Linked DNA regions of Homo sapiens: region 2 is linked to region 1. Evidence: read pairs that join two places in POLR2A ChIA-PET (ENCODE). Cell type or tissue: HepG2. All regions are shown on one strand. Each heading gives the region's core, and the rest is flanking DNA. Links, peaks and the distances in the headings are about the cores only.

The links. ChIA-PET counts read pairs that join two places held together with the same protein. Peaks named below come from ENCODE experiments on the same cell type or tissue, not always from the same donor. Only the 100,000 strongest peaks of a DNase experiment are listed, where the experiment ranks them.
Region 2: POLR2A ChIA-PET joins it to region 1 with 5 read pairs; 2 of 35 experiments call an interaction of 5 or more read pairs at or near these places.

Annotation. Positions count from the first base shown.
Region 1 is chr1:99,753,882-99,756,696 of GRCh38, forward strand. The region is part of intron 1 of FRRS1 (ferric chelate reductase 1); the gene reads right to left. Among named protein-coding and RNA genes, the nearest start is that of FRRS1, 11 kb to the right of the region's middle. In HepG2, for the core only: no CTCF peak of the experiment used is centred there; a DNase peak (open chromatin) is centred at 1,020.
Region 2 is chr1:100,353,890-100,356,704 of GRCh38, forward strand. The region is part of intron 2 of CDC14A (cell division cycle 14A); the gene reads left to right. Among named protein-coding and RNA genes, the nearest start is that of CDC14A, 2.8 kb to the left of the region's middle. In HepG2, for the core only: no CTCF peak of the experiment used is centred there; DNase peaks (open chromatin) are centred at 262 and 1,222; H3K4me3 peaks cover 65 bases.

The DNA of each region.
Region 1 (2,815 bases), core at 22-2,521:
GTTTTCTACAGGACACCCACTTTAAATATAAAGACACATATAGATTAAAAGTAAATGCATAGAGAAAGATATACTACATTAACACTAATTTAAAGAAAGCAGGAGTAGCTACGTTAATTTCAGACAGTAGACTTCAAACCAAGGAAAGTTATCAGAGATAAAGAGAGCTTTACCTAATAATAAAAGGGTTAATTCTCCAAGAAGACATAACAATGCAATAGAGCATCAAAATAAGTGAGGCAAAAACTATTAGAACTAAATGGAGAAATAGATGAATCCACTATCAGAAATGGACAGATCCAGGCTGGGTACCATGGCTCATGCCTATAATCCCAGCACTTTGTTAGGCCAAGGCGGGAAGATCACATGAGGCCAGGAATTCGAGACCAGCCTAGGCAACATAATGAGACTGTCTGTAAAAACAAACAAAAAATAAGTAAGTAAATAAATAGTTGGGTGCAGTGGACTACACAAGTAGTCTCAGCTACTCAAGAGGCTTAGGAGGGAGGATGACTTGAACACAGGAGTTCAAGGTTGCAATTAGCTATGGTCACACCACACCCCTGCACTCCTGCCTGAGCAACAGAGAGTGAGACCTTGTCTCAAAGAGAGAGAGAGAGAGAGAAAGAGAGAGAGAGAGAGAGAAATGCACAGATCCAGAAGGCAGAAAATCATTAAGGACATGGGTGAATTCAACAACATCAGTCAACTGGATATAATGGATATCCATAGACTATTTCATCCAACAACAGAATACACGTTCCTCTCAAGCTCACATGGAATGTTCACCAAGATAGACTACATTCTGGGCCATAAGATACAACTTAATAAATTTAAGAGAATAAATTCGTGGGATGCCGCAAAAGCAGTGCTTAACGGGAAATTTACAGCATTAAACACATATATAGTTACGTAAACAAATCCCTCACTAAATTAAACTACAGGAATTCCTGTTAAACGCCAGATATTGTGCTGGGAAATATACACTTTAACCAGCCCTGCACCTAATGCCAGGAGCTACTGAGTAAACAGCATAGGGTCCAACAGTACCATATACCCCACTATTTATCAAACATGAAAGCTGGGGAGAATTCTTTTCATTTAAGGAGGAGTGAAAGAAACAAATGAACCAACCAAGAGCTTCTGAAAAATATCTACAACATAAAAGGAGCTTAAGATTTCTCCATGGAGAAAATAATAATAATAATAATATGGTTGATTATTATAGGAAACAGAATATTTAAGGAAATAACTGCAGCCAAGTGCAGTAGTTCACACCTATAATCCCAACACTTTGGGAGACTAAAGCCGGAGAATTACTTGAAGCCAGGAGTTCAAGACCAGCCTGGGCAACAAGTGAGACCCTGTCTCTCCAAAAATTTAAAAAAAAAAAAATTAGCCAGGCACAGTGGCATGCCTGTAGTCTCAGCTACTCAAGAGGCCGAGGTGGAAGATGGGCTCCTTGAATCCAAGAGGTCAAAGCTGCAGTGAGCTATGATTGTGACACTGCACTCCAGCCTGGGGTCGGAGGGGGAGAGAGAGAAAGGGAGGGAGGGACAGACGGAGAGAGGGAAGGAAGGGAAGGAAGATCACTATTTAATCGACTTCGCCATTATTAAGAAGATTAAATGTAGTCATGTGCCACTTACCTAAAGAATGGTATAGTGAAAATAGTTACTTCAGTTTAACAAATATTTATTTGGCACTAACTTTCTGTCAGTGAAAATGGAAACAAAACTTGATATCCAGTCTCTGCTGTGCACTAAACAGCTGAACAGCATCAACCAAGTCACTAAATCTGTTTCATCAGTTGCAAAATACACCAAGTGAACCAGAAGACATTCAAGGCCACCTTCAATTCTAAAATTTTACGATTTTAGAAAAGCAAAGTGGAAAAGCATATTGGGAATTATTTGAGCAAGAAGTATAAGACAAGAAAGGGAAGTGACTAAGACACCACCACCCATCATCGATTAGGAAAATATAACAAGGTCAGAGAGGAACCTGTACAATGGCAACTTCTTTGTCCTCTGTCAAATGCTGACTGTTCAAGGTAAAGTTCAATTTTCATTATAATAGCTAATTATGGTTTTCTAGTTAATGTTTTAAGGTACAACTTTTTTTCAAACTAATACATAAATTCATTAGCCAACCTATATTAACAGATCACATAATTATGACAGAATAGGAGTTAGTCATGGAAACATTTAAGTTAAAATTATCGACTGTCAACAATAAGCTATTACATTATGAAATCACCCTTTAAGCACAGAAAGGACTCCTATCAATTATGCATGATTTTCTTAAATTAATATTCCCATTCTGTTGTCTATACAAAATAGACGATAAAACAAAAAAGATTTATTTTGTCCACCCAAGACAGAGAGATTTACTATTTTAAAAAACCAAAAGAGCAGTTATCCTGATTCTGTAACTAAAATATTCCCAAACCTGATGAGATTTGTACAGTTTTCTTTCTTACCTGAAAGACAAGTGCTTAGTAAAAGGGTATGATGACTGCTAACACCATGTTCTACATATATCTCACATAAAGATAAAACCTCAAAGCAAGTATATTCTTCATTATGTAAATACAAAATTCTTGTACTTAAATGAAAATGTAATTATTATTTGATTGTGGGCCACAGAAGCAAGTGATGTTAATAAAGAGAATATATTTATTACAAAGTAAAAATTCAGACAAAACTAGAATTCAATCAAAAATATTTAGATGTAAGAAAGTCATTGGAAAAAGGAGTATGTGTTAACAAAAGACTTTTTAAAATAAATCGGTCATTAAACGTCTTAGTATTGT
Region 2 (2,815 bases), core at 233-2,732, 600 kb after region 1:
CAGCTTGTTCTTTGACGAGGAAACACTATGCACTTTTATGGCAGTTTTATTCATTTCCCCCCCAATGATACGAGTAACAATATCAATTTTTTAAGACTCAGGTGCCTGGGGAGAAGTTCAGAGAAAATTGACAGAATTTGAACCTTTCAACACTTCAGTTCTTTTAGACATCTATCTGTTTTAGTTCTTCCTACCACCACAACAAACAGCAACTGGAGATTCCTAACATTCCCCAGAGTAGGACCAGGGAGACACACTGTCATTGCCAGACTCAGTAATTGGCCTGTGAATCAGTCACTAAGTATTTATGGAGTGGCCATAGGGTACAGGGCAGTGCATGTATTACAGGTGCTTGAGCTTTATAGTTTACAAGACTTCTGTTCTATCTCAGGATGTTTTTGTTTGTGCAGCTCTTTTTCAGAAAGTGGGACACATTAACTGCGGGGAGCTGTATCAGAGTCACATTTATGACTAACATTTTATCTGACATATTATTGATTCTTTTATTTGGGTACCCCAAACTTTTTGATATTATTTTCTTTGCTTCTAAGGAAATGATATAGCAGTGCTGATTTATTTTCTTTGATTACTTTGCTTCTGTGGGATTAGGATTTGAGAGTGTAAAATAAAAGTAGGGAACTGTTTTCTGTGAAAGACCACTGATCTACAGGAAAAAGATATCTTAATACTTCAGGCATAGTAAAACATTAATTGAAGAGAGATAAATCTTTATTCAGTAAAAGTATCAGATAATAAGAAATAAGAAGGCTGAATTGACTTGGTTATGTACTTTTATGAAAAGAGCTGGTGTTTCAGAGGAGTCTAATATATTCTATTTTAAACGTTTAAATTACTTGTTATCTTTACCAAATGTGCAGATAAATGAACATAGTTAAATTAATCATAATTAGCTTCCTTGGACTTGTCTTGTTAGAAAGGTTATTGGCAGTTCTGCCTAAGGATTTGTGGGTACTACCAGGTCTTCGAAGAGTAAGTGTTCTGGACCTTCAAGAGCATATCTTTTATTTGGGGGAAAACAATCTTTGTCACTTCATCATAGAGGTTCTTGAAACTGAGGTCTGCGACATTTCTCTTAGTGGTGCTGGGAGGAGAATGCTTCTTGAATGGCTAAAGTAAGAGTGGGAATGAAAGAGCCCTTTGCTGCTGCTCATGAATGCCCAGAGTTGCTGAGGCAAAGAGGTCTGAGTCCCTGGTGTCAGATTACAGCTCTGCTTCTAGACAGGATGGAGTTATGTGCGGCTGTGTACCTGGATGATGTCACTGCCAGCAGTGTTTATTGAGTGTTCACTCTGTTGTTGGGAATGTGCATTGTTGTGCCTCTGTTTTTGTGATTTTAGGTTTTGGGGGTCTCTCATGAGTCTGAGAGTGGGGATGGTGTATATATCATTATGTTCAATTCTACAGTACAGTGGTTGTTAATATGTCATTGAATGAGCTCTAGCCATGGAGATCTGAGTCACTTCTCTTGGGATTGCTAGGTGGTAGATCTAGCAGAAAATTAAGCCAAACTAAACACTGTGCATGATGGCTTTTTGATTTTAATATTGATAGATGAGGGAAATTTTTAATGTGATTTTCATGTTGGTATTTTGGGATAGGCCTACAAATCATATTCCTCTTATAGTCTACTGTTTTTCTGGTATCTTATAAGGAAAGACTTGCTGGAGAATCCATCCAATTTATATTGTGAGTTGGGATTGACATTTGAAATACGATGAGGACTTCAGCCTGGGCAGAGTGTGTACTTTTCTTAGTTTGAACTTACCCTACTGTGCCACAGTAATGGCTGTGGCTCTGACACCTCCAACTCCATCTTTTTTGTTACCCCAACATATTACATGGTGCTAGGTGATGCAGAGAATAAAACAATGTTGAATGCATATGTTACCTTCAAAGAGCTCCAAGCCTGTAGGGAAAATAACAGAACTGCAGTTTGAGGTATAGGAAAGATACCTGCCCAAAGAGAAATACAACCTCTATGCTAGGAGAGGCATTCACAGGCAGGTAGGGGCACATCTGGTGGAAGCGTTCAGCAAAGGCTTCGTGGAAGAGTTAAGATTGGCTTGAAGGATGGACAAGGTCTTATCAGGCAGAGACATGAGAGGAGGGATCTTGGAAAACAGCAAGTGTGAGGAGGGGAGAGGCTTGGGACGTGTGTTCAGGGAACAGTAAGTCCTCCAGTTTGCCTGGTGTGTATTCAGGGAACATGTAGGGGATGGAGAATGTGAAATTGAGATGTTGGCTGGGGACAGAATGAATGTCAGGGTGAGAAACCTGCAGTTTCTTTGGTACACCATGGGACTCTTGAGGGATTTGGGGCAGCCATGGTATGACTTGATTTGTGCTAATTACAAACAATGGGAAACATTTATTGAGCATTTAAATGTGTGCCAGATGCTGTTCTAGGTGCTCTATAACTATTAATTCATTGTGTTTTCACAACAATTCTGTGAGACAGGCACTATTATCCTTATTGTACAAAAAGGCATAGAGAAGCTGGGTCACTTGCCCAAGGTCACAGAAGTAAAAGTAGCAGAGCTGGAGTTTGAAACCAAGTCATCTAGTTGCAGAGGACATATATCCTTCTCAAAAAATTAATACAGTAGCATCATTTAAGAGGGGTTGTTAAGGAGATAAGAGCCCACTTAAAAAAATTCAGGGGGGACCAGGCATAGTGGCTCACGCCTGTAATCACAGCACTTTGGGAGGCCGAGGCAGGTGGATCACGAGGCCAGGAGTTCAAGACCAGCCTGGCCAACATGTTGAAACCCCGTCTCTACTAAAAATACAAAAA